2 separate regions of the Homo sapiens genome follow, and region 1 is linked to region 2. Evidence: chromatin loops called from intact Hi-C (ENCODE). Cell type or tissue: gastrocnemius medialis. All regions are shown on one strand.

Evidence for each region. A loop is a pair of places that touch in the nucleus more often than their neighbours do. Peaks named below come from ENCODE experiments on the same cell type or tissue, not always from the same donor. Only the 100,000 strongest peaks of a DNase experiment are listed, where the experiment ranks them.
Region 1: a loop joins it to region 2, with 7 times the contacts of the local background. A loop is called at or near these places in 7 of 110 quality-filtered maps.

The regions. Positions count from the first base shown.
Region 1 is chr21:16,306,321-16,311,320 of GRCh38, reverse strand. The region is part of intron 4 of MIR99AHG (mir-99a-let-7c cluster host gene); the gene reads right to left. Among named protein-coding and RNA genes, the nearest start is that of SNORD74B, 24 kb to the right of the region's middle. RefSeq lists an enhancer at 840-2,480. In gastrocnemius medialis, no CTCF peak of the experiment used is centred here; no DNase peak of the experiment used is centred here; H3K4me3 peaks cover 4,222 bases; H3K27ac peaks cover 4,193 bases.
Region 2 is chr21:16,417,408-16,422,407 of GRCh38, reverse strand. All of the region lies in intron 5 of MIR99AHG (mir-99a-let-7c cluster host gene), which reads right to left. Among named protein-coding and RNA genes, the nearest start is that of MIR99A, 120 kb to the left of the region's middle. In gastrocnemius medialis, no CTCF peak of the experiment used is centred here; DNase peaks (open chromatin) are centred at 2,137 and 3,097; H3K4me3 peaks cover 4,478 bases; H3K27ac peaks cover 5,000 bases.

The DNA.
Region 1 (5,000 bases), 110 kb after region 2:
CAGTGCTTATACTAGTGTATAGATTATTATACTATAATAGTGACATTCCAATAGCTCACTTTTTTTAGACCTTAAGTTATTCTCACCATGCAAGAATAGAAACTAATGTACCTCAACACATTCAAAGAAACCAAACAATAAGCATATGTTTGCCCATGAACCCAACTCAAATCAAGGCATCTATATGAGAAACATACCAGCAAATATTTCTCTGGTTTCTTAATTGAAAGCGTAAAATTGTTTCTACCATGATCACCAACACTTCATTGCTTTTGCGAAGCTATAAGGATATTTTCCTACAAGGTCAGTATTTGAAATGAATATCTACACACAAAACTATATGGTACCCATTTATATTAAAATACATAAATTCTGAAAAATAAATTTAATGAAAGTTGTTTTCATGCCTTGTCCTTTGAAAGATTCTTTCCTTTTTCACTCCCTAATTTTAACAATATACTTGCAAACAAAAATTGCTCAAAGGATACACTGCATGGAACATCTGTAGTTAATTGTGCATAGTTAGAACATAACCCAATATTAATTCTTCTAATATTGAGTTGTGGTACATTGTCAGAGGAATGTCTTATCCATGTTAATTTTATATATGTGTGCATTTTGTGTGGTTACTATATACTATGGTCTTTCCTTAATAATACAGAATATGTTACATTTCATGCTTGTCAAATTTTTATTCAGATAACATTAGCTGCTAGTGTATCATATTATGAAATTCAACTTTATCTTGCAGAAAAGAAAAAAACATTGATATTAGAATCTATAGACTCATTGATGTATTACACATCGAATAAACTACAAAGGCATGAATTAGAAACAGGACGATTGTCAGAGGCGAATGATTTTGCTGCAGATTTGAATTATCCATAAGCAGATTTCACGAGGCAGAGGCAAGCTCGCGCTATCTTAGAGGAGTAACCACACAACAAGGAAGTTTCTCACCAAACCTTCTACCTCTCCGCATGAGATCTAACAACGGAAATGAACATGAGATCTAAAACACAGAAAATCCTGGGGAGCACATCAAAGAGAATCAGGTCAGAGAGAGAAATTTCACAAGAACACAAATTCTATGTTATGGTCCGCCCAAAAGAGGAAAATATTTTAAAATGATATCCATAATAAAGCTATATTAACAATAAGCTGTATGGTCCTGCCATTGGAGTGGAGGGGTGTCTTGACCCTTGACCTCTGCTCACATAAAAGCCTGAGAAATGAAAATCATGTTTATCATGGTTGTTTGTTTTATACAAATTTACTGTCTTTCTTTAACTGATATAAGAAAAAAAAAAAATCTTTTCTGAAATAGCCCAAGTCTGGTTCTTAACAGTCATGTGACTGTTTTTTCTGCCAGCCATGTGCTCCGTATCATTTTACTCTGAAATAACTATGCGGATTTCAGCTCAACCTGCCTTTGCTTATAATGCATGACATACCCTGTGAGGGAGCCTGAGAACAGACTCCTTTGAAAAGCAAGGTTCTCATAGTTGGCCTGTAACCATGGAAGCAGATGCCGTTTTCTTCTCACCCTGCTTACCTCTTTGCAGCCTCGAGCTGCTCCCTATTGTTAAAAGGGGTACGCCTTGATTTTTCTTCATCATGACCGAACTTGCCTCTTCTTCAAAGGACATGATGCTGCAGGTCATTGGTCTAGACTGTTTGCACGGTCCAGAGAATAGCCTTGATGTAACCCTTGCTCCGTCTGAGCCACACCACCAGCCGTGCATCTGCAGACTGGAGGGGGACATTGGAGATCTGTATTTGAAAAGAAGTCTGTCTGATTTTGCCATTGTGCCTTTTCACTCATCGATCGAATGAATATCGAACCTTCTGTCGTTGCATGTGTGAAATAGATAGCTTAGCAAGCACTTTTGTGCCCAACCTGTGCAGTGGGCCAAAAGGTTTTCCTTTTAGCCTCAAGAATTTTTTCTTCAGACTTTATGAATTTCGTGTTAGCTTAAATTATTTATATGTCTTTATCCAACTGTTACGATGACCGTTTCAGTTACTTCGTCAGCAGTGACTTTCTTTTGGTATTAGAAGGAGCATTTTCTTTTCTGTCAACTATGTTTGTTTTCCTTTTAAGCTTTTTAAGATCTTCTAGATTAATTCATTTGTAACTAGAGATAGTATAACTTTGACTGTAACCTATGAAGCCAAAAAGTTGAGGTGTTCTTTCAAGGAGATAATGAGATGGTGTCTATCATTTAACAGGTTTATTCCAGAAAGGTGAACTTGAACTGCCTCCAGGTAATTTCAGTGATTTGTAAGAGTAAGTAAATCAAATAATCACATTGATTTTAAATTAAACAAAATTGTCTGATAAGCTCTGTTTCAAGGGAAAGTTTTTCTTTGTTTTTGCCCATTAAAAAATTTGCAAAAATGTTATTCTGGAGCATTAAAATAGACTCAAAAGCACATAAATTCATTATGATCTGTGAAAGGCATATAAAATCATGGCGATTTCATATGTTAAATAAATACTATATATTTATGATATATATCTTATGGCATGATTTAATTAGAAAGTACACAATATAAAAAGATTTTCACATTTCATTTTTAGTACAATTACAATTCACAGCTTGTCATCAATAACTAATGTTGACAATAACTAATAGCAACTATAACACCTGCTCATTCTAAAAAGCATTCTTTTACTGTGTTCTTGTAAAATCAGAATGACTTTAAAATGCCTCCTCTACTAATCTGCAGTATATTGCTTAGCAAGTACTGTCTGTATGTGTCATCAGTTTCTGTTTTGTTTTGTTTCATTTTAAGAACCCACTATTTCATACTTCAACGCATACCTATTTTCTCTAATTGCCACAGGCAAAGGGGAGGTCCCTGACAGAATAAAGAAGGTTATTGTGACAGATGAAACATAATTCACAATGAGTACTCTTTTCATCCAGCTCTAAGTAGCAGAGGATTACTTCCAAGCTGAATTTTGTGGCAGAATGTATGAGCTGATTTTATTAACACATAAGGATAGGGCAAAGGCAGAAAAACTATTTCTCCTCAGCTGGATGGTGGTTATTTTGTGTGTGTCTGTTTGGGGGCTTTATTTTGATCCACCTCAAGCAGAAGATATGCTGGCCAGAAGAGACTCTGAAGACATCGAGGGCATAGGCGGGGAGGGTAGAAAATAAGAAATTTAAAGTAATAAAAGTTGTGGGTTTTCTATACTAGATAATGAGAAATGATGAACTAAATATACAGTATTTCTACATTCTTTGGCATGCACATGAAATAAAGTCATACTTTTTTTCAACAAATACAACAGCTGCAAAAGTAGGTAAATTTTATTTCATAAACTTACCTTTCTTTAGATGATTTTCTTTGTTTTTCATATTTTTAGTTTCAAATGCTTTGTGAGATCTCTAGATGCCGTTTAGTTTTATAAGAGGGCTTAATATTAAACTTGGGTTAAATACGTATATGTTTATTTGAATATTTCACTTGCTTTCAATTGTTTGTTTTGCTTTTAATGACAAGGATTTTATTTGATCTTTATAAAATTTGTATATGCAAATACAAAAAATATTTTCCTTTCTATTTCTTATGAGGTCAAATTTTTAAATTAACTAAAAGAGGGGCAAAAACTTGTACTTGATAAATATCTGTGCATAATAAAAAGAAATCCCAGACTATAACATTTATTGCAATTCATTTGTTTTAAATAGATTTTTACTTACATTAACCATTTGGATTTAGTTATTCTTGAAAATTGTTTGTATTTTCTTCCCTAATACTTTATAGAAATTGTAGTTGAAATAGTTTTCTATCTGTGAAAGGGAAAGTGTACAGTTGTTCTGTCTGCTAGTATGCCTACTGTTACAAGACTTACAACAAAATGCTATTTCCCTATGTTCTTGTCCAGAAAGTTTAAAAAAAAAATCTAAATTCTAAATTGAAGTCTTTCTCAATTTATTGGATCCATTTCATATTTCAAATATTGTAATGAATAATTCAAATGCACTTAATTTAATTAGGTATTCCCTGGAAGGAGGAATAAGACTATAATCTACAACTATTTGTTATTTTTTTCTTAAATACAATAATTTGGTTATTTTGATATACCAATTATACAATTTGAATTAGCTGAAATGATTTCATTAAGTTGGTTTTGTAGCTAAAAGCTAAATTAAATACGTCATAATATTTATCTTGAAGTTTACCACTGTTCACAAATACTTATTACTTCATAAAGATTTACTTCTATTGACTGATTTCTTGGTGAATGAATTGTTAATGTTTAAAAAGTAGTAATTTAAAAATAAGAGTGCTTATTCTATAACTTGCAAAAATATAAAAAATAATATAATTATGATTTTCTATTTGTTGATGAAAGCAGAAATCCTCCTCTGTCCTCCCTACACAAAAAAATAACTGAATTAAACATATGCCTTGCAAATATTTTAGAATATTCTTTCGTTATGTTTTTGCTAACACAACTAAAAGATGATATTTTAACAAAATAAGAATTTCAAAGGAAAAATATAAAGATTTATATAGCGATTACTGTCAGATTGTCTGCAGAGATTTCCTATCTATAGTTTTATGTCTTCCTAATAATTACAGAAGAAAGCCAATTTACCTACTTTGGTATTTGGTAAAATTTTTCACTTCTGTTGTTATTTTATGACTATCCTCTTCATGTAATTTATTTGAAATAGCTGTACAACTTATATTTAGAAAGTATAAATGACTGAAGTGATATTTTTAATTAAACATAGGGGAAAGAAGAAAAGTTTCCGAATGATGATGTTGTTATTGAAATTGTTTAAATGTGTGGTTTATAGTATAGATTTTTAAAATAATAGGTTTTGTTTTGTTCATAGTTAAGTGGAGCATACCAAATGGTTTTATCTAAAAGTAAAATTCATTTGCACTCACTGAATATTATAAAATATTATATAAGAAAATAACTGTACGGCTCTGAGGATAAGACTTTGTTTTGCAATTACATGACAGCTTTT
Region 2 (5,000 bases):
TATTTTTAAAATGTTAACTCAATGAAGGAAATGTAATCAGTGTTTTGCATTTTTGGTCCTAAGGAAAACTAGCTAATAATTCTGCTAAAAAGCCTAGATTATGGAAATAATTACAACGCATTGCCATAGCAAAAGAAAGCAATTTTTTTAGCTATTTCAGTAAGGAAGATAATTTAAATTGTCCTTAATACTTACTTGTTTCTACCTCAACTAAAAAACATTTGTCAGTAATCGTGTACAAGTAAGTTTCTTCTGAACTCGCAAACTAACACTTCTGTGTACTCCAAAAGTTCTATATTTGATGGCATTTACTTTGCTATGGGCTCTGATTAACAAAGAATACCCTATAATTTTCAGTTAAAACATTTCTTAGTAAATATTAGAAAAATAATCTATCAATTTCAAATGCTAAGTACAACAACTGATTCAAAATAATCAAAAAATAAAAACAGAAGATGTGTGTAAGAGCTAAAATTAAAATTAAAATTGAATTCAAAATTAATTTTTAAGTGAGAATCATGCTCAACAAGAGAAGCTATCTTATTTTTCCTGCACCTGTTTCATGATAATAAATGTGAAAATGTTTGGTTTTTAATCCAAGTTTTGAAATATTTACCTTTATTAACTGCTTTTATATAAATTACAAAGATTACATTAAATAAGAATTCAGCTGTAAACTCACATACAAAGAGACCTTATCTAGGTAAATTTCTATTAATAACAATTTATAACTTCTATGGCTTTTAATGTTGACTAGTATGAAAATTCCAAACACTCCATTCCTCGGTTAAACTAATAGCAAGGTTTTTACAGTATCATAATTTGGTCCACAGCAAAACAAATATAAATTGTATATTTACAAAAAATGACCTGAAGGAAATCAGGAGGCAATTTCTAATCCTAAAATTTACCTAAAATTAATATGATTTTTTCTATCACCAAAATTTGCAATATTCTATACTGTAAAGGGAAGACAAATACAGAATAAACATGCCTATTAAGAAATCTCTTAATTAGGTCACTCTTAAAAAATAATGTATCTGATTCTCATCAATATTTTAAAGAGAAATATGACTGTTTCTAGTAAAATAAAGTTGCACTCTGGATTACTACAGATTAACACACAAGGCATAATAGTATTTACGATAGTGATAATAAAATTTCTTTTAAAAAAACAAAATAGAGCAACTGATATTACACTTTTCTACTTCTAATTATTCTGTAGAGTACCTATGTTTAATGTCTAAAGATATTATTGAAAATGGCTATAGAAAATTTGAGGTGTTAATATTTGATTGCTATAGTATTTCATTGCCACTCGTGAATTTAACTCTTAAAACACTAGAGTATAAAATTGGCTTACAGAACAAAATTCAGTTATAGTAATATCAAAATTAATAACAGTTCCAGAAATTGGATGTTAAGTACCTTTGAGCTTCAAAATTTATTTCATGAAAAATTATCCTTTTATTGCAAAACAGCAATTAAACACAATTACTTAAAAGTTATTCAGCCATGTTTATATACCAAGCATTTCTATTAAAACATTTGTTAGAAATAATATCAAGGTGTTAATACGTTTTTAAAATTATATAGCAAATGCTGACATTTTTAAAAATCCCAAATGCTACCTTTTAACATAGACAAAAACACTATAAAAATGTTAAGCTTAATTGCGCGCACGATGAAACTTCTAGAAAACTCCATTACTTACTGTTCACTGAGTATTACTTACAGAGATTAACAGTTTTAAGAATTCATTTGTTATTTATCCTGTAGTGTTTTGAAAAACCTTTTTTGCACTGTATACTTCTCAATAAGATGATCATACCTACTCTGGTCTGCTGAGAAAAACAAAAAATCAGCAAATCTTCTTTAAGACTGTGCTTGCTCCATCGTATCTTAGGTGGCAACAAGCAAGGAATTCATAATGATAAAAGCAACAACATGAGAAAAAATATTTAATGCTTGTTTCATATTGACTGTATAAAGTCATTTTGACATGCCTATACAACTGGTTGTGGCAGCTTTCAGACATGATTCCTGATTTAAAAAAAAAAAAAAAAAGAAAGAAATTGCTCCAGGTTCTTTAGAGAAAGCTTGCCGCTGGGAAGTTGATTTTGGCCAAGTGCCAAAATCATGTGCAAAGGGGCCTCATTACGGATTCATGGCAGCCTTCAGCACTAACAAAAAATGTGACCCAACAGGCTAAATCAGCGACTAAAATTAAAAAGTAAGAGACAAAGACAACTTACTTAATATTCCTTCCAAAGCAACATTAAACTTTTTTTGGTAATTAAACCCTTATTAGTATAATGCAGTGTTCCTCTGTCCTCAAATGATTGTACAATTACTCTTTAAAACTTGTCAATTTCCCTTCTAAATAACACTTTCTTTCTGTGGCAGTTTACAAAGATTTCGCTATATAATAAAACTCTATATCCACTGTAATGGGTTCAATAGAAGAAAACAAAATCGTAAAAACGCAGACGACAGTATTCCTTTAAGATTTAAACAAACAAACAAAAAATAAGCAAACAATCGTCAGTACATTTTGAACTTCTACAAAAGTGAACATGCACCCTCTAAACTCACATTGGTTGCGATTAAGCAGTCTCACTGCCCAACTTTCCCCCAAAAAAGTAGATTTGATATCGTAGCCTTACCTAGATGTCTTCTGGCTTTTCTGCAGATCAAAAAGTTTCCTCCCTAAGCACACAGATATTCTTTCACAAACCATAAAGGCCCTTTTATGAATCCAGCACTGTAACAGGCTACCTTCCACACCACGTTGAGAGCCCAGTGTACAAGCTCTCAAGATAAAATACGTTGCTAATACACAATTAGTGGGAGAGGTTGTCTACTGGAGAATTTATCTTAACGACAGGAGGAAAAAAATAGAAGCTTTTTTTTTTTTTTAATAGCAAAAAGGGTGCGGTCAGATGTTAGGTTTTGCCTGAGAAAAGGGTTCTACACTGCACTAGTACCTAAACACTAGCAGAAGCTGCCTGGGAAGGGAGCCAATGGAAGGACTTTGTTTGACCCAGCTGCCAATCTCCCCTGAAGCCGTGCGCCAGACTAAACACTCACACTATTTTAACTCAAATCAGGCTACAGCAGCTGTTTGCTTTCCGGCTCTGAGCTCTGCACCCACCATGGCCTGTGCAGTTCACCCGCGAGCTTTGCTAGCTGCCTGGCTGAAATCTGTTCCGGGTTGGGATTTGTCATTGGGGAGCAAATATTAACCCTATTCCTCATGGTAAATCTGGACTGTTTGTTGTTCAGCATTTGGATCTGGTCATTGGGGTAATTTCTGATCTTTTAAAAGAAGACTGATATTTTATATCATGGAGAAAATTTGAGATTTAAAGGTAACAAGGATTCCTACGTTTCTTTGAAATTCTGATGTAAACTCTTCTGATGTGTTCAAATTAACACTAAAATAGCCCTTGTGTGTTCCTACAAAAACAAGGTCCTTAGAGTCCACCTCTAAGAACAAAGATGGTACCCATTCACTCCAACCTAAAGCTCTTCGACTACAGCAAGATGGTAAGTTGGCATCACAGAGTCGGAGAGACTCACATGCTTGCAGGAGTTAGCACTGACTCCTCAATGCTCAGGAAAGTTTCTCCAAAAGCAACACCTAGGCACACAAGAAGTTTGCTTTCCTTGTACGAAAAGGTACCAAGTGACCTAATTTACCGTACCTAAATTTCTAAGCTTATTTAGTTATTAGGCTAAGTGTAAAATTCACATTCTGAATTGTACAACGTTATGCCCACAGGTAGCCTGAAGTTAAAAACAAACTAGAGAGAAGTTAGTTAGGGAATGTACAATTAAAGTAATAATCAAAATGATCTGATTGTAGGGGGGAAAGAGATCCAATAATTAAGATTGATTGCACATGAGATAGGAGCCAAACATTATGTATGTGGCAAAAATAAACCAGTAAGTCATTCAACATGTGGAAGAGAGAAAGAAGCTCAGAGGAGTGTAATAACATGGATCATAACTGAGTTATTTTTACTCCTGACCAAATTCCTTCCTATTGGACAACGATGGTGAGAGAAGCCAGCATGTTTTTCGTTAGAGATTTTAGTTTCTGTTGTTGCATCAGGCAAAAGGATATCTCTTAATGTAAGGCAAATAGACAGAATTTTTGTTTTTGTTTATTAACATAACTAATTTTGATCTAGCTATGATGGTTCACAATGCAGTCAGAAGATGAGCAAAAGTGAAATGTTCCTAAAATACATGAAAGGTGTGTCTTCAATTTTTTTTTTCAGAAAGTTGTTTCCCTTGCTTTAAGAGGAGAGTTTATTTTGTTTCTATTCTTGCCCCAAATGATAGATCTGTTTTCTTATCTTAGAAACTAGAGATCTAAATTACAAAAAATTGTAATTTTATAATAAAACATTATTTCCTCAGATAGGAAGTAGCAAAGATGCCTACAGAGAGGCTGAACTATTAGGCTTTATAGATGCACAAAAACTGAAAGACCCAATAAATTAAAAATATATGTCATGATAATATTGCACAGCAAATAAGGCTAGTATCCTTATTTTGAAAGTGATCGATATGTAAAATCAAAAGATTCCCATTGGATCTGGCTTCATATATAGCAGTGTATAGTTTGATGCTCAGAATTCTTATGGAATCTAATAAAATGCTGGGAAATCATTTCTTTTGTGTCCCCCTTTTTTTCCAATGTAAGAAAATATTCAGCTTGTTTCTCTGAATGGTCTATTACCATCTACAAATCACCCACTATCACATTGTTTTATGTATATATATATATATATATATATATATATCTGCAGTAGCTATAGACTGGCAGTCCTATAGCAACATTTGTTGATCTCAGTAATCACTTCTTTACACTTCTTTTCTGTCTTTTCGTTAGACATCTCATGCACAATAGCAGTTAATTCATATCATGACTGTTACAGGCTGAATTGTCTCCCCCCAAATTCAGATGCTGAAGTCCTTACTCCCAGTAC